3 separate regions of the Mus musculus genome follow, and all the other regions are linked to region 2. The links are chromatin loops, found by intact Hi-C in ENCODE. Cell type or tissue: left cerebral cortex. All regions are shown on one strand.

Region 1 (8,000 bases), 110 kb before region 2:
GCTCAGTGACAGAGCGAGGTCCTGAACTCAGTCACCATGCTCTAGAAAACCGCACTGTCAAGCCAGGCACGGTGGCACACCTAAAATCCTAGAATTTGGAAGGCGAAGACAAGGAGACTGCCACAAGTTCAAGGTCAGCCTGAGCTAGAATAAGACAATCTCTACAAGTCCCAGCTAAGAAGACATGGTCAGGTACATAGTAACAGAGAACTGGTCCTGTCCTTCTACTGAGCTTCCCAAGCTAAGGGACAAAGGCACAAGGCACAGGGCGCTGCAAACAGGGAACCCAGCATGCAGAACAGAGAACGCAGATGCCAGGATGACAACCACTCCAAGACACAGACATATTGGGGTACCCTAGGCTTGCTGCCCTGCACCCTCCTTGTACCCCGAGGACTAGGTTCCAAGTGAATCCTAAGTAGTACTGACTAAACCACGTGTGATGGAATTTCTTGCTGTCCCTTCTAGGCCCCAGTGTCCGTGAGCCAGCTCAGGACACTCCCTTCACTCACAGACAGGTCCAGCTTAGACCTGTTTCTGGGAGCTTAGGTAGGTGTTTCGAACTCTCAGCCAGCAGACCAAGACAGCTGCACCCCTAATCACAAGCCTGCAGACATCCCATCAGCTACCTGCTGTCGCCCAGCACCCTGCCCAGGACTTCCTCCAGAAGGGACTTTAAAACCCATCAGGAATAGCAGTGTCCTGGGGCATGTCCCAGCACTTGAGGGCAGAGGCAGGCAGGTCTCTCTGAGTTTGAGGCCAGCTTGGTCTACATAGCGAGTTCCAGGGCAGCCAGAGTTACAAAGTCCCTGCCTAAAAGAACAGAACAAAAAACCATGTCTCAGGAAAGTCAAGGCCAGACCTTGGCCCAGAGTTATGTCCTTTCTGAGTGCATCCAAACCAATCAGTCTCTTACTTCAGGGCCCACACACAGAAAAGCAGACTAGAGTTAGAGGTGTGGCGGCTCAGCAGGTAAAGACACTTGATGCTGAGACCTTATAAACGGCATTTAGCAATTCTGCTTTTTTGTTTTGTTTTGTTTTGTTTCCCAAGACATATTTTCGCCACGTAGCCCAGGCTGGCCTCAAACTCACAGATCTGTCTGCCTCTGCCTCCTAGGTACTGAGGAATTAAAGGTGTGCGCCACCACGCCCAGCACCACTTTTTGTTTAAAAAAAAAATCCCTTTTGAAAGAAAAGCTGTTTCAACCCTGAATTTAAGGTGTGTACGCATTTATTTTTACTTTCACCCAAGTTAGATCAGCAGAAGAAAACTGAGTGGTGCTTCTGTAGTTATCACATTTATTTCGTGACACAAGTTAAAAGACTTAAGAGGTGGTAAAGAATGGGCTGGAAAAAAATGGCTCATCGGCTAAGAACTCCTGCTGTTCTTACAGCGACCCTGGGTTCAGTCCCAGCACCCCTCAGGTGGCTCGCTCGCAACCCCCTGATGTGACAGTTCCAGGGGCTCCAATGTCCTCGGTCTCCCATGGGCATCAGCATGTACACACACACACATAAATAAATAAATAAATAAATAAATAAATACCCAAAGTGTTTAGCACAGGTCCTGGAGGCAGAAGCAGGCAATGTCTTTGAGGTTAAGGCCAGCCTGATCTATACAGGTTGTTCCAGGACAGCCATGGCTACGTGGAAAAACCTTGCCAAAAAAAAAAAAAAAAAGCTGAGCAAATTAAGGCACCACATATTCACTTTTAGAAGCAGAACTGATAGCCAGGTCTGTAATCCTGGCACTCGGGAGGCAGAAGCAGGCAGATCTCTTAAGTTCACGGCTACCCTGGCCTGTACCTATCACCTGCCGGTTTATCCTTTCTTCCTTCCACCCTGGCACACTAATACCCCAGATTTGTCTCTGGTCCCTGAACCTCTTCCCTACCGCTCCAGGACACTCCTCGTCTCTCCAGGCTCAACTTTTTAAAAGGCTTCTTCTGTTCTCACAACACATGTCTCCAAGATACACACCTGCAGACACTGACACGGCCTCTCTCCACTTGCCTGCTCACCCGTGTTCGCAACAGTGAAACAAGACCCTAATGTTAGGAAGGCTACATATGTGACAGTACAAAGCTGAAGCCTAGGATCATTCGAACCCAGGAGATCAAGGCCACCTTGGGCAAAACAACAGAGACCTCATCTCAAAAAGGTGCCCAAGGACACCAGTCGTTGTGGTACTGTGTGAAGATGGAATTAAGAACAGGAGGATGTGTTCTGTACCGTTCTCTCCTTGCCTCTCAATCAATCCAGACCTGTGCCTGCCTCCATGTCATAAAGCGAAAAAAGGTCCCAAGCTCTCCCTCCCACAGGAGCCCAGCGTCTTCCCCATAGACACATCAGAGATAAACGACGATATCTCACTGCCGGAAACTGGAGGGTAGACCCAGGATCTCGAGCCAAACACCCAGCTCTGTTGCCAGTCGCACTGAGTCTTCTAGTCACCACGAGCCTCCGTTTATCCTTCCTCCCGGTAAAAACTCACCTCTCGCTCTCAGAATCGCTGGAAATCTCTTCATTCATTTTGCCGCCACCCTTGGACTTGCCCCTGTCCGCAGCAGAGTCTACCTGGAAATCAAACGATCCTCTCTTGGTCACGAGGCCCAGGACTGAGAGAGGCAAGTAGCACCTGGCCCTGGCCAAGTAGAAGGTTTCCCAGGATTTGGTGGATAGAAGAAAAGAGATGTAGGCTTCCTTCTGACGGAGCCCTTGGCAAAGATACTTGCCCCGATGGGGGCCCTGGGATGGAACGATGGCTCTCCCAGGAGCTAGATCGGTCGCGCCCAAGAGTACACCATGCTCACCTTTCGCCGCCGCTTGCCGGCCACCGGAGCCGCCCCGGGCCCGGGAGCTGGCTTTGCCCGCTTACGAGTTGCCACGGCGGTCGACATACTGTTCAAGGTGCCGCTACCCCGAAGAACTCACATGGCTGCTAAACCCCAGCCGCATGGCAAGACCCGGAGCCCTGATAGGTTCCCACGGCGCAGCGGGCCCCACCTTCCGCAGCTCCATTGGGCCCTTGAGAAGATCCTGCCACGCCCCCAAACGTCTATTGGACCGACGCAGCTGGACACGCCTTCAAGAGCTCCTATAGGCTCCGGCGCCAGCCTGGAGTAGGAAGCAAGTCTCTCTTGCGATTTCCGGCCTGGGCCTGTGGCGCTTGCGCTCTGCTAACGCCTGACTAGCAGGGAGGGGTGGGGCCAGGAGGGCATGCGGTGCTTGCGTCTTATGGCCACAAGGTGGAGCCAGAGGTGCGGGGTTCTGTGATTTTTCCGCTGGAACAGCGATTGAAGCTAATACAACCAGACTCTAAAACTTAAGGAATGGAATTCAGGCAGCTCTGGAGAGGAGACAGCATCCGAACCCAGAGCCAAAATCACCGGGCAAATAATGGATATATGCTGTATGTGCCTAGTCAAAGCTGCATGAGGGGCCAGTCAGTCCGAGCGGCTTTGGATACGTCTACATTACTGTCATTTCATCTCTGGGACTGGCCACCAACCTCAGCCTACCCAGCCTCTGACTCACCCCACTAGCGGCCAAAAGCTGGAATTCTACACCACCCCCAAGCTCTTTCCCCTCCTCACGTGATTGCTGGGAAATCCCTACCAAAAACTAGCTGAAGGCTCACGAAGGGTCGCTAGATGGGATCCCAGACTTGGAACTTGTTTCTTAGGAGGCACATTCAGCATTCCTGATACCGGGCTGGATAACAGCCACCTCTTCCAGGGTCCTGTTTCATTTGGGTGAGTGTCCTTTGGCCCTGCCCTAGAGTCCTCTGCAGGGCAGGGAAGGGTGAGGTTAAAGTGGCTCTTGCTCTCTCTGGCACTTGAAAGCCTGAAACTTTGGCTGGCACCCCAGAACTCAGGACTGTTAGCAAAAGGCTACACCACTTGGTCCTAAGCTCTAGAGAGGTAGATCCAGCTGCAGAAGGGCAACTTATAGGGTCCTTCCCCTGTAGCTCAGATGATTCAGCCCAGCAACCTAGCCAGATGACTGACAGGAGGAGGAAATGTTCTAGAAGGGGAAGGGCCCCAGCGTGGGTGGGGTGAGCCGGCTTTCACTTTTTCTGCTGCCTCGGGGAACACCTCGAGCCAACTGCTTCCTAACTCCAGGGTGGGCAGAACTGACGGGCTCTAAGCTTCTGCATCTCTGAGGTACAAAGTGCAGGTTTGGAGATGGGGATATGTAAACCAAGGAGTAGGAGGCCAGCCTCCTAAAGGGCAAATCTGAACGCTCCCTACCTCTTGCCCCAGGAGAACCATGGCTCCAAAACGAAAGGCCTCTGTGCAGACTGAGGGCTCCAAGAAGCGGCGACAAGGGACAGAGGAGGAGGACAGCTTCCGGTCCACTGCCGAGGCTCTCAGAGCAGCACCTGCTGATAATCGGGTCATCCGTGTGGACCCCTCATGTCCATTCAGCCGGAACCCCGGGATACAGGTGAGCTGAAGCCATGTTCAGACCGCAGCCTTTTTGTTTGTTTGTTTTTGTTTGCTTGTTTTGTTGTGTTGTTGTTTTTCAAGACAGGGTTTCTCTGTATGGCCCTGGCTGTCCTGGAACTCATTTTGTAGACCAGGCTGGCCTCTGGCCTCGAATTCAGAAATCCGCCTGTCTCTGTCTCCCAAGTGCTGGGATTAAAGGCGTGGGCCACCACCGCCTGGCAGACCACAGCCTTCTTTCTCCTCCTTGGGTTCTCTGTTCTAGCCAGGGATTGCGTACCTGTCTTCTGAAGACTGCCAAGGTGGGCTGTTATTCCATTGGGTCAAGGTGTACCATGTCTGACCATCAGACACTAGGGTGCATCACACTCAAGGAAGGGGCCTGACTCAATTTCCCCCGGGACCCTCTTCCGTGTTCCCTCAAACTGAGCCCTCAGGGCAGAGCCAGGTCTTTTTTCAGATTCCCCCACCCAGGAAGCAGCTGCATCCTCTCCAAATTCCCAAGCCCACAGCAGGGCTTCATCACATCCAGTCAGACTGTGACCCTGCCCCCCAAGGGCAGAGACACCCAAGTGCCAAAGACAAGGCCCCCCCCATGATGTTCCCTGGTGTACACACCCAGCCCACGCCCCACGGACTCACCCTACACAGGTCCACGAGGACTATGACTGTACCCTGAACCAGACCAACATCGGCAACAACAACAACAAGTTCTATATTATCCAACTGCTGGAGGAGGGTAGTCGCTTCTTCTGCTGGAATCGCTGGGGCCGCGTGGTGAGCGAGCCATCGCCCGGGCTGCCCTCCCCCATCCCCCCTCCCCCCCTTGGGCATCCAAAGAGCTGGCTTCGTCTGCAGCTGTTTGGAGGGCCCAGCCCAGAGACCAGCAAATCTTGCTGGTGGACACACCCCTGAAAGTTGTCCCTTGCAGGGAGAGGTGGGCCAGAGCAAGATGAACCACTTCACCTGCCTGGAAGATGCAAAGAAGGACTTTAAGAAGAAATTTTGGGAGAAGACTAAAAACAAATGGGAGGAGCGGGACCGTTTTGTGGCCCAGCCCAACAAGTACACACTTATAGAAGTCCAGGGAGAAGCAGAGAGCCAAGAGGCTGTAGTGAAGGTGATGGGGCAGCAGGGGGCAGCAGGGGGTAGAGGGGAGGGACTGCCTGCCAGCCCATCCTCCAGTCCCATCCTCCCTCTCTGGTCTCAGCCGAGGCCCTGCTCCCTGTGTGGGCATTCTGCCTAATGGCTGCTGCCCGAGCAGGCCTTATCTCCCCAGGTGTACAGCGGCCCTGTGAGGACCGTGGTCAAGCCCTGCTCCCTAGACCCTGCCACCCAGAACCTTATCACCAACATCTTCAGCAAAGAGATGTTCAAGAATGCAATGACCCTCATGAACCTGGGTGAGGAGGAGCTCTCTGCAGGGTGGCAGCTACCCCTGACCCCCACCCCCACCCCCACCCCCACCCCTGATCTCAGGGGCTACAGGGCTCAGCTCGTCCCTTCATCCCCCAGATGTGAAGAAGATGCCCTTGGGAAAGCTGACCAAGCAGCAGATTGCCCGTGGCTTCGAGGCCTTGGAAGCTCTAGAGGAGGCCATGAAAAACCCCACAGGGGATGGCCAGAGCCTGGAAGAGCTCTCCTCCTGCTTCTACACTGTCATCCCACACAACTTCGGCCGCAGCCGACCCCCGCCCATCAACTCCCCTGATGTGCTTCAGGCCAAGAAGGACATGCTGCTGGTGAGGGCTGGCCAGCCCAGAGAATACCAGGCAGCCTGGGCAAAGAGGAGAGGGGCACATGGCCACGTGGTCCAGAGGGACAGGCTGAGAGCCAAGAGAGGAGAGAGCTGGACAGAGAGATGGGGAGGAGATGGAATAGGCAGTGGGGTGTCTGTCACATGGGAGGGGCTGGGGCAGAAGTGGAAGCCCACAGGGCAGACAAGGTCCAGTGCCCGTTATCTTAGGTGCTAGCGGACATCGAGTTGGCGCAGACCTTGCAGGCAGCCCCTGGGGAGGAGGAGGAGAAAGTGGAAGAGGTGCCACACCCACTGGATCGAGACTACCAGCTCCTCAGGTGCCAGCTTCAACTGCTGGACTCCGGGGAGTCCGAGTACAAGGTGAACTCTGAACACCTGCCCTGGAGGTACCCTGGGAGCCCCTGGCTTGCAGCATTCCCTCCCATGTGCCCTGACCCAAGGAGCGCTCTGGAGCAGGAAGACCACAAGGACACTAGTCCACAAGTCTCCCACCTTTGGCCACTGGCCTTTCTTCTCCACAGGCAATACAGACCTACCTGAAACAGACTGGCAACAGCTACAGGTGCCCAGACCTGCGGCATGTTTGGAAAGTGAACCGAGAAGGGGAGGTGAGGGAGAGTCAGCCCCTGTATCACCACCCTGTCCCTTGGGGGTGGTGGGGAGCATTTACTTATCCGCCCCTTGCTAAGCTGGTTTAACAACCTTGACCAGTTTCCAGGTCAAGCGTATGCCAGGGACCCATGGGGCCCTAGGCATCGGTCACCCAAGAAGAGGGAGGAACACCTGAACCCTCTCGAGGCATGTTGCTGCCATTTTCTACCTTCCCCCACTCAGGGAGACAGGTTCCAGGCCCACTCCAAACTGGGCAATCGGAGGCTGCTGTGGCACGGCACCAATGTGGCCGTGGTGGCTGCCATCCTCACCAGTGGGCTCCGAATCATGCCACACTCGGGTGGTCGTGTTGGCAAGGGTATTTATTTTGCCTCTGAGAACAGCAAGTCAGCTGGCTATGGTGAGGCACCCCTGGGTGAAAACCTGGGTGGGGATGGGGGCTCCCCAAGACAGAGACTGAGCGCTTTACTGACACAGTGAGGTGTCCCAGGGCTCCGGGACTCTGAAGAAGCACCTGGCAGTTGGGGATGTGTCGTCCTAGAAGAGGGGAGGCAGATAGGATAAAAGCAAACAGACTCTGAGGAGCTAGAGAGCTCCTGAAGGGAGGGTGAAGGCTGTGTGGGCCTGGCCTCACTAGGACAGCTCATTCTATGTGGAAGTTCCCAGCAGTGTCAGGGGACGAGGGGCAGGGACATGGAACCATCAAGGGAGCCTTCTCCAGAAAGCCTCAGAGAGCCTGAGCTGGCCGTACACATCCAAGAATCTTGTGACTGGAGCTGTAGAGAGGGTGACAGAGGCGTGGAGGCTGGGCCCACTGTCTCTCTCTGCTCTGCTCTGTCTCTTTGTCTGTCTAGCTCTGTGTCTCTCTCTCTTCCTCCTTCCCTTCCTCCCTCCCTCTCTGGGCACTGGCTCTGGCCCCAGAGCTGCAGAAATGAGAGGAGAGAACTCATGAGCAGGGTGTGTGAGGCCGTGTGTGGGAAAAGGTCAAAGATAACTCCAGTTATGTCCAAGTTCATAGTCAGGGTATCCTCAGTTGAGTGACCTCATCAGCCCATGCTGTCCCCATCACTGGAGGGTACGATCACCTTCCAGTCCAAGAAAGCAAGGGTCTAAGCAAAAACAAATGGGGCTCAAGTTCTTGGCAGACAGACAGATGGAAGAAGAGGTCTACTAAGATGT
Region 2 (8,000 bases):
ACAGTCCCAGGCTCCTTACGATCCCTGCCTCCAAGCCTCCTGTGCCAGGGACACAGCTGACAACTGATGCTCTCCTGTAGGACAGTTACCGGTTATTCTTTACTGTCTCTGGCCTGGCCAGGCTCCCCTCATCATCTCTGTTCACCTAGCAGACCTCCTAAGCAAACAGTAGGATTGGCAGCCTGGCCGATGGCTCCTGGTGTTAGGGGCAGGACAGGGGGCAGTTGTGGCTCTGTAAGGAGTCAAGTGGTCTGACTTTGAAATTTGGGAAAGGGGTGAGGGAAAAGCCCTCAGAGTGACACGGTAGGGTCACTCCCAGATGACCCACAGAGCTTTCGAAGTGTGGCTCAGGCCTGTCTCGGGGAGTCCAAATGAGGGAGTGGGGGGCCTGATTCACTTATCATCATATCTGGGAACCTTCTCTTCCACCTCTGCATCCTGGACTCTTTCCTTGGGTCTCACCAGAAATGGAGGAGATAATAAAACCATCCACAAGCCTGGCTTTAGTCCTGAGCAACCTGGGGTCCTTCTCTCTGTGCCTTCCCTTCTTGTGGGAGCCCAAATGCTGAGGCTGCACCTCCAGACTGCTTGGCTCTGTCCCCTGGGGCAGGCTTGGAAGCTCTAGGCAGCCCCTCCCCCAGACCTCAGCTTCCTTCCTTCCTCCCAGCCCGGGCACCTAGTTTTGGTTCCCTGTAAGCGGATGAGGCGGGGGAAGCCTCCCACTTCCTGTTGTTAAAGTTAGCCCAGCCCAGCTGACACTAAACGCCCTCAGCTGGACACTGTGGCCATCAATCTGGAAAACACTGCCCAGGTCCCCCTCACCCCGACACTGGAGGCTGGTCAGGCTCGCAGAGCATAAGGTTTCTGTTTATCCTGAGCCTGTGCCCTTTCCTGGCTGCCTGGTTAAGACCTGAGGCCAGAAAGGATGACCTCCAGGCCAGCTGGCCAAGGAGGGAGCAGAAGGAGGAGCCAGAGTCAGCTGAGGTCGGGGACAGAGACCTTCCTCAAGCTGCCTCCACCTTCTCTATGAGGCAGCTAAGAGCACCTGGATCCCACAGAGACACTGGAGGGCACCCCATGTCCAGAGCACTGTGTCAGGTTAGGGACAGTCTGGTTCCCTGGGCTACCTCCTAGCCCTCTCAGAAGCATAATAAAGCCAAAAGAGGCGTCGTGACAGCCCCATGCTGCAGAGACACATGTGCCGAGGCGTGATGCAGAGCTACTGAGACCCGTGGGAGTCTGTGAGCTGTGATGTTTCAGCTTGCTACGCCTGAAACTACAGCAAAGCCAGAAAAACACAGGTTGGACCATAGAGTCCAATAGGTACTGAGAGCTGGGGGAATCCAGGATTCAGGGGACTGCTCAGGTCCTAACAGGTAGAGGTGCCCGAGGGACTCCGTGAGTCACAGCAAGCACGGGTACACCCACGGGCACATGCCGGCACATGCAGTGCACACACAGGTCTCGACAGGCCCAGAGGTACCCAGTTGGGCAGGGGCGACACCCAGCGTCCCTCACACACCTTGCCTCGCTCACCCACCCACCCACCCACCCCCTCTGCCCAGACAAAGACACCTACCAATGAAGCTGATGGCCTCGGGGAAGAACTGAGAGAGGTTCTGGCTCCAGTGGTCAGAGATGGGGATTTGCTTGTAGGTGAACTCACCACCGTGCTCAAAGGCGTTGGGCAGGTTGGGTGTGACGTTGAGGATGTATTTGATGCCGTATTTGCCAAGTACATCCAGGTTGGTAGAGTCCTTGGCACAGCCGAGGTAGAGGTAGGGCAGGATCTGGACTGGAAAGGCCGGCTGGCTGGATGGTACAGGGCTGCCATCCGACTCAGTGGCACTGCTGGGCAGCTCTCGGTCCGACTCGCCGTCTGAGCAGTCAGAGCTGATGCGCAGGCCCCCCAGGCCCAGCACGGAGGTGGGTGGCGAGCCACTCGGGGAGGACGAGCTGTCCACGTTAGTCTCACAATGCTCGGAGTATTCCGTCTGGAACTTGTTGAAACCACCTGTGGTCAGGGCAAGATTGGGGGTGGTGGGTGGTGGGGTGTCTGGTGAGTCCAAATGGGCCACAAAAGACTATTAACGGTCAGGACTCACACAACATGTCCATGTCAAAGGACAATGTGACCATGCCTAATACATCACACACGGACTCACTCATGTTCTGGCCATCTAAAAAATCACCACTTCACAGTTAAGGGAACTGAGGCTTTGAGTGGGTTCTGTAACTGTTAAAGTATACTGGCCCTATGGCTTGATATAGAGCACCTGAGGTCAAGTACCAGCTCCTTTCTCTTCCATACCTCCCACATACATCAACACACCTGAGTGCTTGCTCAGTAGTGGCCAATGGGCAAAGAAAGGCCAACAAACCCATCGCAGGCCAGCACCTGTAGGTCAGCAAACCCCTATTCCAAAGAGAGAGGAGCCAGAACACCTATGGGCCTGTCAGAGGCAGAGTCCAAGCAACCACACTTGGGGAGGGTGGTGTGAAGTCCCTTTCCCCAGCAAGAGGGGAACCGGGTACTAGCGATTCACCTTCCCTGGACAAGCACCCGACACACTGCATGTGACTCAAAGAGAGGGGCCACGGGGGCTAGACAAGGACAGGAGAGACAAGGAACACCATGAAGCTAGACATGGCCCTGCGGCACCCGAGGGTGCCGCAGGACTCCCCTCCCCTCCCAGCCTGTCTGCTGCCAGCAAGAGGCCATTTTGGAATGTTAATTGGAAACACCGGCTGCAGCCAATAGCTCCCCTCACCCCCTGGCCCGCAGGCAAGCTGCCTGTCTCCCCCTTCCATAAACTCAGGGGCAGCGAACTGAGGCCCATTCCCCATTCCCCAACACACACACACACTCACACCTGGGCCACTGCCCACACATCTGCAGAAGTGCCTCCAAGCCGTGATTCTGATTGATAGGGGCCATAGTGGGATCCCAGAGAAACCATCATAAACGGGCCCATGCACTGGAGGGTGGGTGATACTGAAAAAGGTACCTTCCCGATCCTATCTTCCTAATGACATAAATTCCTGTGGGCCCTGCTCTTTTCTGGGTTCCAGTACCGATCTCTCCCTTCCTCCGAGCTCAACTGGAGCCTGTGCGCTGTTGTCTACCCATCCACAGAGAAAAAAATTAAATAGGAAAGGGAAAGTTTGTTTCAGCCACTGAACGGTGCTGAGAAAGAGAACACAGATCGGGTTCCCTGTGCCTGGCTAAATCCACACCTTAGGGGATGGCTCCCAGAAGGGCGGATTCGGACCAGGGGCGACGTGGCGCCCGGCCTGGCCAAGCGAGTGGAAAGGAAACAGCCTGCAGCGAGGGCGCCAGGGAGCAGAGGCGCAGCCCCAATACCGCCTGGGGTCTAGGTTCTGTCCTCACCTTGGAGGTAGTAGGCCTGGCAGCCGTCGTCTCGCAGCTTCTGCAGGAGCAGGCCGAGAACGGAGGCGGGGGCGCCGGGCTCGGGCTGCCACTCCGCCGTGGCCTCGTCGTAGAGCAGCACGGTGGCCGCCTTGCAGCGCGTGGCGAAGCGCTCCTTGTCGGCATGGTTGGGAATGATGGAGCGGATGGGCAGGTTGCCTTTGCGCAGGCGGCGCAGCATGAGACCCGGGATGGCCAGGTTGATGGCCGTCTCAATGTGCGACGATTCGAAGAGCTCGTGCGGCCGGCAATCTAGCAGCAGCAGGGACGCGCCACCGCGCGCCTCCAGCTCCTCCTGCAGCCACTCGGCGCTCTTGCAGGGCATGGCCCCCGCTCCCGTCGTCGCTCCCGCTCCGATGCCTGCGCCGGACCCAGATCCCGCACCGGGCTCCGACCCCGCCCGAGTGCCCCCAGCCGCCGCCGCCGCCGCCGCCCCCGAAGTCGACATGTGCGCCCGCACTGGGGGCCCGCGGAGCTGGTTTTTCATGGGGATCCCGGGGCCGGGGCCGGGGCCGGGCAACCCAGCCCTGGGACGGCGCCCCGGCCGCGCTGGCCCCAGCCGCGTCTCCGGGCGCCCGCCTCCCGCCGAGCCGCGCGCCCGCCGCCCCGGCCTCCCAGCCTCCGGCCTCAGTCCCGCCCGGCCGGCCCTCCGCGCGTGCCGCGGCCTGACAGCCCCAATTAAACCGCGGCTCCGGCGGCCGCGCGCCCGGGCGTCCTCCGGGAGGCGGGGCCGTGAGGCCGGCGCCTGGGCTTAAAGGCACCGCGCCTCCGCAGCCCCTCCCCCGCAAGCGGCGCGGGAGCGCCCTCGGCCGGCTCCTACGGGCCCGCCTAGCCGGGACCTGGCTACCACCTGCCCAGGGGCGAGCCAAGGCGGCCTCGCAGATCTCTGGCTGAGCGCCTACATCTGTGCCTTGCAGAAAGGCTGCACTGGGACCCCACCTAACATTTACAGAAGCAGAATTTCTTCAGGATTGGGGGCAGGGGGCGGTCACCCAGAGCCAGTCTTCCCTCCTCTTGTCTGTTATCCTCATTCATTCTCTGATAGCGTTCATTCAACAAATGGAAACTGAATTCCTACTACGTGTCGTGCTCTGTGTTAGGCGGTCTTAGTTTCAGATGACCGCATCATCCCAACCCTTGATGGCCATAGGTTCCAGACCTGAGTTGGAGGGTCTGCTGAGGGAATAGGTGACTTGGGTTGGGGGGGGGGTGTTCAAGGACCGCTCTCGCAAATCGCAGGCAGAAGTGGAGGAATTCTGAAAGGACCAACCCTGGGTAAGGGAACGCGAGCTCTTTAAGAAAGCTTTTACAAGTGCGGTGGTGACTGGCCCGGAGTGAAGCGCCACGTGACTTTCCTATTGGGGCGGGTAGGAGGGAGGGAGCGCTCCATAATCAGCTTCCCTTCGCCTACCTCTCTCTCCAGGCACCAATCAAGTTTCGCGGTAGGCGGGCACGCGCTCGGCAGATAGTCAATCGCCGCCGAAAGAGGCTGCGGGGAAAGGAGGCGGGTCCCGCGGCGGGTCCACCCAGCTGGAAGTGGGCGGGGCCTCGTCCAGCGTGCTGTTCGGGCTCTCAGGCGGGTGGGGCTCAGGAGGTACGTGGCTCTGCAGGTAGGGCTCAAACAAAGCGGCAGGACCGACCGCAAGGTTTTGACCAGACCAAGGCGGTCTTTCCTTGGAGGGAGCTGTTCCTCCCAAGCCCCGAGTGCATTCTCTTAACAGGCTGGGGATCCCAACTTGAGGCTTAGTCCCTCACTCCGTCCCGGGCTAGTCATCTCTGAGCCAACTTGACCCTAACCCGGGATTGCGGTGTCAGGGGTGTCCGATCGGGCTACAGTTTCAATCTCCATCTCCCAATTAAATGTTCTCCCCCCTCCCTTTTTTTCTCAGCCGCAGGAGCCCTCTTCTACATTCGCTTAGAGAAAGGCCACAGTAGGGCAGCCAGGGAGGGTCTTGTCAGGAGGGGTTGTAGATATAAAGAGCTGACCCTTTTGTGAGTACTGTCCTGGACACAGCTGGTAGACAGCTTCCAGAGGCCAAGTGTTAAGTCCCAATCTGTCCTGCCAATTGGTGATGTGTGGTATATCCTGAGTACCAGTCTCCCTTCTTGGTTTCAGTTTTGCTAAGCGCTAAGCAGTGGTGACCGGGTTTCCTGTGTACTCTTGGCTGTCCTGGAATTCTCTCTGTAGCCTAGGCTGGCCTGGGTGCCTCTGCCTCCCAAGTGTTAGGATTAAAGGTGTGCACCATCACCTCTCGGCTTCTTTTAAATTTTTTAAAAAGATTGAAGTGTTTTCTCTATTTGAATGTCCATGGATCACAGAGGCCAGAAGAGACGGTAGGATCTCACAGAACTAGGATTACAGATGATTGTGAAGCGCTGTGTGGTGCTGCGAATCAAACCCAGAGAGAGACCTTTCTCTTTAGGAAAGATGGGCTCAGCTGATTTCATGATTTCCTAACATGCTGTTAGGGAGACATCCCCCCCAGAGGGACAAGCCAGAGTCACATTAACAAGAGTCTCCTGCTGTCCTCAGGCAAGGCTGGGTCCCATTGTGTGCAGACATGCTTGCTTCTGAGGGTCTCTGAATGGAAGGTGGGGAGAACTGGCTAGGTTCTGCCCAGTGATGGCTCCATTGAAAGAAGACATCTTTTGGGTGCACCCATAGTTCCACCCCATGCCCTAGAGAAAGGCTAGAGAGCCTGCCATTCCTTACATTAGCCATGATGTCTCACTGGCTGGCTTTCTCCCCTCTGGAGTCCCTCAAAGGGACACACACCTGCAGGATGCTGGAAACTGGAGCGGGCCCCCAGTGGGGGAGGGGTGTACTTGAGTAAGTATGGAAAAAGCATCAGAGTTTGGATGAGGGAGGCCATATGGGGAGGGGTTGACTATGGAGACAAAGAACAGCAAAGGCAGCCTGTGAGAGATGCTGGCAGGATCAGGGCCTCCACCCACCCAGGCTGGAGGGAAGTCCCAAAACCTTGCTTCTGAGTGGATACCCAGAACCCATGAGCCTTCCTCAAAGGGACTGTGAGAAGGCCCTTGGAACAGATGTTTGTTTGTTTTGCTGGAAACCTGGTACCTCATTCTCTTTAGTCCCTCCTGCATCTCAGAGAAGTGCCTAGCTTACCAAGGTGTCCCTGAGGGAAAGGAAGAGCAGACAAAGGCTTCCCTCACAGGTCTGCACCCCTGGGATAAGCAGACCCCAGAAGGTGGTTTGTAGGTGGGTTTACCTTAGCTCTTTGCAGGCAGAGCACACTTCCAGGCCTTTGCACCGTTGTGACAAGAATTCTTGAGGAGATCTCAACAAACACATCTGCCTCGCCCCAGCTAGGAAGCCTAAGACAGACCAAAGTATGGATACCACCAAAGTTCAACTTGGTGAAGCACGAGTTTTATTGGGGTCACTTACAGGGGCAGAAATGACTCAGAGAACGCTGTATCACCAAAGCCCACTCCAGCGAGGGTGACAGTTCACAAAAGCTGGGAACTTGGAGCACACTGCACACAGCCTACGGGCAACTCAACAGGTCGGAGAGAGTCCTTTCCAAGTGACTCAGTGGCTCCAGACCTCTTCCAGGTAGCTCGGCCAGTTTCTGCTGCTTCCAGGCCGCTGTTCTGGTCTCGAGAGTCTTCTTTGCCTCCGGGCTCTGGTCTTCCTAGAGGGACTCTCAGCTTTTCTTGCTTAGTCTGATGGGGAGGGGCCTAGTGAATCTGGTCGGTGTCAGGGACTTCCTGAAGCTATTTTGAGTTGTTTACCTTCCTGTTTAAGTAACTTCCCTGAAGGATGGAGTATTTCAATCCCAGAGGAAACTGTTACACAACAACTGTCAACTACAAAACTCAGACTTTTTTTTTTCCCCCCTAGCCTTTGTCTACTCTCTGATCTCAGCTTAGGTGTCCCTGTCCAGATTCGCTGCTGTGAGCTTGCAGGACCCTTGTCCCCATCCGGTCTGCGTTCCATCACAGCTACCAGGCAACACCTCTACAGACTTCTTCAGTCTGGATGCCCAGTGGCATTTGTGGTCCTCCACTTCCTCTGTCCCTGTCTCATCCCTAATTACCTGGAACCCACAAGGCACGTTTGCAGCTGCCTTCCCTGGGTGTGCACATTCAATCCCAAATGACGGAGGAGGACAAGCCTGGCCGTGCTGCGGGGCCATTTCCTGCCTTTTGCTGTGTTCTAGGAGGAGCTGCAGATCCCCAAGAACAGATGTGAATTGGGGTGTACCTACCTCCTCCTCCCCCAGTGTGGCTCGTGACCCCATGGCTGTGTCAGTTTAAGCATCTTTGAAACAGACTTCCTCTGGTGCTTGCAGATTTCTTCAAGATGGACCGTCATGTTTTGAGTAGCACAGTCTGTAGGGAGGGGTCACTTTCTTGTCCTCTGAAGAAGCTGGATGTGTTTAGGTTGAATTCCTATTCTCCTTCTCCTTTCTGCAACCCCTCCATCTTTGTTTCTTGTTTCTGGCTTTGTTTGTTTGTTTGTTTGTTTGTTTGTTTTTGAGACAAGACCTCTCTTTTGTAGTCTGGGTTATAGCCCAGACTGGCTTCAAATTACAATCCCTGT
Region 3 (8,000 bases), 53 kb after region 2:
TTGTAACTACTGGAGTTGAATTTTAAAACTCTGGGAACAAAGGCTAGACTATTTTAAACTTTCCTTGCACTTAGTTCAATGGAGAGTGGCAGAGCCACCGATCAGACCCCAGGCATCACTCCCAAGCTCAGTTAATTCATATTTTGCACAGCATAAAAGTATATGAACTAGGCCTGCCAAGACAGATATCCAGGCCTGACTCTAGCCAATCAGCAGAGGCAGCTGGCCTCAGATTAGTTAGAATCCGATGCCAGTGCCCCATGCTTCCTAGGGAGGCTGTGTCCCATGGGGTCTCATGACCTCTCCTTCCTGGAAAATGAAGTTGCAGACAGCAGAAAGAACTATAGTTACATCATCCCTCTCTCCCCTCCCCCTGCAGGCTCCAAAGAAGGCCAGCGTATCCTATCCAGTGCCTGGCCCAGGTCACCTAGCAATAGCTTGCCTATGTAGGCACTATAGCTCCAGGAAGAGTTGGGTCTCCCAAAGGACAGTGGGTCCAGGAGGTGCCCTTGTTCCTGGCCTGACTCAGAACTATGGGCAGGGTGGAGAAGAGAGCGGAGACAGCAGGATGATACACATGGGCATGCAAGTTTTTATATCCTTACTCGAGTGAAAAGACACCCCTACTCCCACCCCTGTCCCAGTCGTATGTGACCCAGGCTGGCTCTGAAACTGCTATGTAGCCAAAGATGACTCGAACTTATGATCCTCTTGCCTTTGCTCCCAAAGGCCAGGGTTGCAGGCATAGATCACCACACCTGTTTTTATTTGGTGCTGGGAATCAAACACAGTACTCTGTCAACTGAGTCATATCCCCAGCCCCACAAAATGACATTCTTGATATTCACTTGTGGGAAAACGTCAACATGTTCTAGGTATTTATTATGAAGGAATCATTAATTTTGTTGGATGTGACAATAGCCTTACAGTTATGCAATCAAGGAAAATCCTTATTTAGAGTAAAATGCTGTATCTGGAATTAAAGAAGTGCTCTGAGGGCTTCTAACAAGCGTGGGGAAGATGTAAGGTTGGCAAGTGAAGAATCCAGATGAAGGGGTTGGTATGCTATCTGCTCCACTCCAGTGCTAATCTGAATTATTCTGCCACACAAGGGCTTTTGTTTGTTTTGATGACAAGTGTTGTGGGCTGAGGCCACACTGGGAAACTCTGGCAGGAAGCAGAGCCACAGGTCGCCACCACCTTTAGGGTACTGGGCTCTGCAAGCATGGGAGGCAGATGCTCTGCCCAACTGGAAAGAATGTCTGTGCAAGGCGATGGCACTTCATAGAGAGAGCCTCTGATAGCAGTAACAGTATCCACTGAGCCCACAGCAGTGTCTAGGCCTTCAGGGAAACTAACAGTAAGATAATCTCCATGGAAACCATCTATTCTGAGTTTTTTTTTCTTTTGCCATGGTAACCAATAAGAACATAAACATAAGTATTATCCAACACCCTTACACCACATGGTCAACACCACTAGCCAATCTGGAAAATATAAAATGCAAAAAGGGGTTTTCCATTTCAAATGAGAAGCTCTGGAGTCTAATCCAGACATGTAGCTTCTACCTCCCTTTGTGGCCCGAGGGATGCCCGTACCACCCCATGCCAGCAGCTGCCAGAGGAACAAATGAAGCCAGAAAGTTACTTTCTTCATTTAGTCTGAGACCATGAAAAAACAAAACAAAAATGTAAAAACAAAAACCAAAAACAGCCTTAAGGAAGGGGCCAAAGCCAGTCAGCTACCAGGCTCACGCACTGAGGCACATGACTCGGTGGTCCCAGGCAATGGCCTCCACACCCTGACTCCTCAGCATCCTGTCCCAGGCGCACACTGGCTGCTCTGGGAGAGCCAAGCTCAGGCCTAGGGCTGTGAGCAACTGATGGTGGAAAGGAGAGCGTACGTACTCTGGGAAGCAGGCGGCTCTGGGCAGGCGTGGTCAGAAGACAACCTAGGGCTGAGGAGATAGCTCAGGGAGTCAAGGTGCTTGCTTCCAAATTTGATGACCTGAGTTCAAGACCCACATGGTAGAAAGAGAGAACTAACTTCTGAAAGTTGTCTTCAGACTTCTACTCTTTCACTGTAACACACACACACACACACACACACACACACAATCTATCTATCTATCTATCTATCTATCTATCTATCTATCTATCTATCTATCTATCTATCTATCTAAAAATAGAAAAGGCCAGGTGTGATGACTTTTAATCCTAGTTCTCAGGAGATAGGCAGACTGATCTCTGGGTTCCAGGCCAGCCTGGTTTGGCCTACATAGTGATTTTCAGGATGGCCAAGCTATGCAGAGACCCTGTTTGTTTGTTTGTTTGTTTGCTTGTTTTTTAAAAAGGAAGGAGAGGAGAGGAGAGGAGAGGAGAGGAGAGGAGAGGAGAGGAGAGGAGAGGAGAGGAGAGGAGAGGAGAGGAGAGGAGAGGAGAGGAGAAAGAGAAAGACTTTCCAGCCTGGGAAAGACTGCATGAAGGAGGTACCATCTGGAAAGAACCAATGGTGGAAGGCATCTCTGCTGGGAACAGAGAAGCAGAGCTAGCTCAAGCATCTGGGCCTGTTTCTACATGGGGCTTGTTTCTCCCACTTTCAGCTTTCTGGGTTTAAAAAATAGAATAGAGCCAAAAGAAGAGAAAAGGACGAGCCTCAAGCGCCCGAAGGCCCAGTGCTCATGCGTGCTCTGCTTGCACCACAAAGCTGGCTGCATTCTTCTGTGGCTCTGCCGGCTCTTCTGTAGAGAGGGGGGGTCTGCAAAGTGTGGACAGACAGGGCTTGTCATCATCATCAGAAAAATGGCAACGCCACAGCAGTTGCTGAGATGACAGGCACTCAAGGGCTGTGTGCGCCTTATGGCTAAGCACAATGGTTTGGCTACCCCATTGTTGCCTGACTTGGAACCATCTCTCCGCATGCAGAAGTGGGGCTCCCAACAGTCCTGAGCCCACAGCAAGAAGGAAGATCTCCCAAAGGAGTTAGCAGAGCTCAAAAGAAGGGTGTGCATGGTTGGATTTACATGCTGGGTGAGTCCTGATGCATGCAGAACTGAACCTGAGGCCTCTGAGCTCCATGCAGATTCAAGAGTCAGCAGGCTCTCTAGAGGATGGAGCTGGTCTAAGGATCCACATCTAAGGGATGTAACAGAGGTAGGAAACAGAGACACAAAAAGAGACATTGAGGACAATGCAGAAAGCAGTGGCTGGAAATGGAGCTTCAAGAACAAACTACTAGATTATAGACAGCATCTAACAGCAGCCAGGAGGCAAGAGGGAAAGACAAGCCTGGCAGAAGCCCATGCCAGGGCAGCATCTTCCTTCCTGACAGTCTTTGCTGGTGAGAAGGCTGTAGGTCAGCCTGCCTAGTTCTAAGCCCACTGATGGGTGCTTATAGGTTTAAAAGACTCACAGGACAGCACTGGAATCTCTTGGAACAATACTGAAGATTCAAACCAGAGCCACATCCCTCTCTTCAATTGCCTCTCCTAAGCTGCAACTTGAACCAGTCACAGAAATATCTAAGATGGAAAAGGACTCCTTGTCTGGGATGTCAAACACCACTGGACACATCTTCCAATAGACCAATTTTCAGAGTGGTCTGCACTGGCCACATCGCTGTCTGATGTGTTAGAAGTAGAAACTCTCTAGCAAGTAAGACACCCTGGGGATGGCCAAGCCGGCAGTTACGTTTTAACATCCCCATATTGCTATGATGCACCACTAAGTTTGAGAACCAATTGGAGAAGCTTCTGACAATAAATATATGTCAAATGTTAAAAAGACTGCCTTGGCTGGGCGTGGTGGCACACACTTTTAATCCCAATAATGGGGAAGCAGCAGGAACTAGACAAATCGCTATGAGTTTGAGAACAGCAGCCAAGATCTTATAGTGAGACTCAAAACAAAAATCTGTCTTTATCCTGACAGCTAACATGGACTCCTGCAAATGTCACCTTGTGCAAATGCAATCCGTCCTTGTAAGATTTCCACTTTCACACCAGGAAGGCATCTGAGCAGCCAGATTACCTGACATCCCAGTCCTGTTTCTGGATCCGCAGCACGCCATGTCTGCAGCGTGACACTAAGCAGCAGCAGTAGGCACTAATGATCACACTTGACCAACAACGGTAGGAATGCAGACACAGCCCCTAAGGCAGCAATGCCACGGTTCTACATGTGAGTGTGTACTCACACACACACTGAGCCTGGGGGCCTGTCTTAGGTCTGAGGGTGCTGAAGGAGAAATGGGGAGACGCCTTTTGATTCTTCATCCAAGGCCCTCTTGGTTTTGCTGCATCCCAACCCAGGGGCCCGCACTTGACTGGGTCTAGAACCATTTACCAGAATGTCATATGATCTGAGTGTAGGCTCCTCCTCTGCATGCAGAAGGCATGAATGAATTGTGCCAGGAGCCACACAGAGATATACAACAGTCTTAACATCCCCACTGTTCCTAAGTCCCTCAAAGTCCTCTGAGATCTACAAAGCATCCCAACACCAAACAGAGGATCGGGGCCCCTCAGGAGAGGGGCCAAGCTATGACTCACAGAGATGAGGAACACGATGGACAAAGCTGGTCATTCAGCCAGGTGCACAACGTATACACATAAAGAGACACCGCACAACGACCAAGATGCCCTGGGCCCAGAGGCAAGGGCAGCACCAAATGATGGGGCAATGGGCCCTGTAAAACCAACCCTTTTCCAAGCTGTGCAACTCCTGGACATCTGATTCACTGGAGCAGACAGAAAGCCAAGATTTCCCTTTAACAGTCTTGAGGGAAAAGAAAAAAAGCCAGAAATGGGGTCAAGTGGAGAAGGGAGAAGTTCCTTTTTAGACACATAAATCTGGGGTTCGTTCTGCTTCAGATACCCTCAATGACCCTCCTGCTGAGCATGCCTTCAAATTCAAGTTTCCTTTACTTTACATTTTGTTTTTTGGGGGCAGGCTCCCCTGTAGCTCAGGCTGGCCTCCAATCTTCCTCCCACCACCTTCCAAGGGCTGGAATTATAGACGTGTGCCATCCACACCCAGCTTGAGTCCTTATTTCTCACTACAAAAGCAAATGCCAGCACCAGACATTTATATTCTGGGAAACAGACCCAATGCAGGAAGTCAAACTGCTAATAGTTTGAGCATTTGTATCCCCCATAAAATTTATACGTTAGAATCATAATCCCTAGCATATTTGGAATTAAGCCTCTGGGGGGAGGTGGTAACTGGGTCATGAGGACAGAGCCGTCTTGATTAGGATTAGTGCCCTTATAAAAGGGTTTTAGCCAGCACTGTTTACTGCAGTAGAACACAGAGGAAAGGAATTAGCCCGTACCAGCACATCCTCACCAGTGCCTCTGGAACTATCAGACATGAATGTCATGACATTCATGTGTTGTTTAAAAGCTACTTAGTCCACAGTATTTTGTTACAGCAGCCAAAAGGTACCGAGATGAGATCCTTGGGGCAAATGGAAATGTTTCCTCCTCTGTGCCTCCTTAGGTGAGGTTCCTGTGGGGAAAAGCTAGGTCTTGAAAACCCCCACAAACACTCAGGACCCTCCAGATCCTCAGAATAGGGGAAATAGCTATGGAGCAGAAATCAAATCTCCTTTGCACCCAAAAACCAGAAGCACATGGCAGAACCCAAAACAAAACACAGGCATAGCGGACAACTAGAACTTTGCCCTTAGAACTTGAGGCACAAGGTAGAAGAGGGGGTCTCAAGGAGGAGGCCCTGGGCTAAGGGCAGATACCCTTGGCTAAGCCAATCACTTCTCTGGGAAAGGTTCTAGCACTAAGGCTCTGAGGTTCCTGGGCATTTTGTCCTTAAGAGTTTTGAAGATGTGTGTGTATGTGTGTGTGTCTGTGTGTCTGTATGTGTGATGTAGTATGTATGGAGTGTGTGTGTGTGGCATGTTTGTGTATGTGATGTGTGTGTGATATAGTGTGTGGTATGTTTGTGTGGTGTGTGTGTGATATAGTGTGTGGTGTGTGATGTGTGGTGTGTGTGTGATATGTGTGTTGTTTGTGTGTGTTGTGTATGGTGTGATGGATGCGTGTGGTATGTATATGTGTGGTGCATTGTGTAAGTGTATATATGTGATTGTTTCTACCCTCCTCAGAGGTTTACCTTCTACTCTGCAAGCTCAGAGGACTTTGGATCTGTCAGTTAAGACAAACAATATATGTTTGGAGGGGTCTAAAACCCTCCCTGGTCCCCACACGAACCACCTGAGGGAGGCCAGCACCGGAAATTATCCCAGTCAGCAATGCACCCACACCCTTGTCCAGTGTCCCTCTCCCCAGAAGTTCAAGTTTGAACACTTGGTCCCTCTGACTGGCTCTCAGAAGACCAAAGAGGGAGAAGAACATTCTTGAAATGGCTATGCTTCATGGGCACTGCCCATGTGCCAGGAACAGAGCCAGGCGCTGCTTGGCATACCACCCGTGAAATCTCACCAAAGGAGGACCCAGCGTCTCCCAGGTTGAGAAGAGGAACCAAGACCTCAGAGATCCAGCCACTGGTTGGTCGGGAGCCAGAAGCCAAGCTCTTAACCACAGGTAGCTTTCCTCCTTCAAATGTCACCTTGAGAAGTGAGCAGAGACGCGCCCTCAACCCACAGACCAAGGTTAATTTCTAACCCGGAGCTGCCAACCTTGAGAGTTCAGGAAGTGGGGTGGTGTTTTTCTCTGTCCGTTTCATTGAACTACCTAGAACGAGGTGTTCTTCATTTCCCACCCCACCTAGTACAACTCCTCAATTGCATAATGAGCCTCTGACTATGGCAAAAATAAGGGCAGATCCAAATAAATCCATCCTTATTCATTAAAAGTAGATTTTAAAAGTTGGGCATTTAATTTAATGCATTTAATTTTAGTATGCAGTCAGAGGCAGGCAGATCTCTGAGCTCAAAGTCAGCCTGATCTATGTGGAGAGACCTGTCCAATACAAAACAAACAAGATGTTTAAAAGTACTTTTGGGGATGGAGAGATGACTTAGTGGTTAAGAGCACTGAATGCTCTTCCAGAGGTCCTGAGTTCAATTCCCAGCAACCACATGGTGGCTCACAACCATCTGTAATGGAATGTGATGCCCTCTTCTGATGTGTCTGAAGACAGCTACAGTGTACTCATATGCATAAAATAAATATTTTTTTTTAAGTACTTCTGCAGCTGGAGTAGAAATCTGTCCTGGAGAAGATTTGGGGTGGGCAAGATGCTAACTCTGAAATCAGCCAAGACACCAGGGTCTTTCTGCCTAAGGAACAGACCCTTCAGTCCAGAGAACAGGAGGATGGGTAAGAACAGTGGGCAGGGCTGCAGCAAGGAACAGGCTAAGCAGTAGTTCCCTGAAACACCACTACAAGCATCTGCTACAGAGAAGCCCTCTGGATACCCCCACCCGTACCCCTCCAGGAGGCACTCATCTGCCCACAAGCCATCCTTCTATCCTTCTTCCAGGGCAGAGCATGGAGCTTCCTGCCTACTCTCAGTCCACAGCGTGGCCTGGAATCCTTCATGTGCAATCTTCCAAGCATAGAAAGAACCCCAGCCACGAGCCCTGAAATCCCTCCTTTGTACAACTCGACCAAGAACAGAGGGAAAATGGCACCCATTCTTCTCAGTCTGAATGGCTGGAAAATGGCTTTTGCTTTTCAACATGAAATGTGCCTAAAAATAAGCTGTGAATCTCAACCAGAGGTTGAAAATAGCTCCACAGTGAGCACAGCTCCTCTCCGAGTGAGTTTAAGGACAGCCTTCATTCCAGGATCTGAAAGCTGAAACGTCACGTTCAGAGACGAGGTCACAGGCAGGGCGGCTCAAGGGTGAAGGACCTCCAAAGGCTCACAAGCTTGTCCTTGCCAGTCTCTGCTAGGGGATGCGGGAGCAGCAAGGATCCAGGCAAGGTCTGTCCCTCTGGTTTCCAATGGCCACACTGGAGAAAGCACAAGTCAGAAGTTTCACATGTGCTTGGCCCCATGAACTCCCTGACAATCCTAA

Evidence for each region. Peaks named below come from ENCODE experiments on the same cell type or tissue, not always from the same donor. Only the 100,000 strongest peaks of a DNase experiment are listed, where the experiment ranks them.
Region 1: a loop joins it to region 2, with 3 times the contacts of the local background. A loop is called at or near these places in 9 of 42 quality-filtered maps.
Region 3: it touches region 2 in a loop (2.7-fold over the local background); 11 of 42 quality-filtered maps call a loop at or near these places.

The regions. Positions count from the first base shown.
Region 1 is chr9:106,472,250-106,480,249 of GRCm38, reverse strand. Parp3 (poly (ADP-ribose) polymerase family, member 3) reads left to right here and starts at 3,301. Exons shown (of 11, transcript NM_145619.3): 1 at 3,301-3,757; 2 at 4,268-4,451; 3 at 5,102-5,227; 4 at 5,382-5,570; 5 at 5,730-5,853; 6 at 5,966-6,192; 7 at 6,417-6,569; 8 at 6,731-6,817; 9 at 7,044-7,221. The coding sequence starts at 4,275. It overlaps Rrp9 (RRP9, small subunit (SSU) processome component, homolog (yeast)), which reads right to left and starts at 2,941. Exons shown (of 15, transcript NM_145620.4): 1 at 2,816-2,941; 2 at 2,497-2,579. The coding sequence starts at 2,902. In left cerebral cortex, CTCF peaks have their summits at 3,253 (motif pointing right) and 5,587 (motif pointing right); DNase peaks (open chromatin) are centred at 3,111, 3,979 and 5,570; H3K4me3 peaks cover 1,886 bases; H3K27ac peaks cover 3,097 bases.
Region 2 is chr9:106,364,715-106,372,714 of GRCm38, reverse strand. Dusp7 (dual specificity phosphatase 7) reads right to left here and starts at 4,083. Exons shown (of 3, transcript NM_153459.4): 1 at 3,392-4,083; 2 at 1,580-2,014. The coding sequence starts at 3,917. In left cerebral cortex, CTCF peaks have their summits at 782 (motif pointing left), 3,731, 4,308 and 4,910; DNase peaks (open chromatin) are centred at 3,623, 4,216, 4,406, 4,863 and 6 more places; H3K4me3 peaks cover 5,592 bases; H3K27ac peaks cover 5,081 bases.
Region 3 is chr9:106,311,638-106,319,637 of GRCm38, reverse strand. The region is part of intron 9 of Poc1a (POC1 centriolar protein A); the gene reads right to left. Among named protein-coding and RNA genes, the nearest start is that of Poc1a, 35 kb to the right of the region's middle. In left cerebral cortex, CTCF peaks have their summits at 7,362 and 7,710; DNase peaks (open chromatin) are centred at 1,353, 2,593, 4,895 and 7,604; H3K27ac peaks cover 6,128 bases.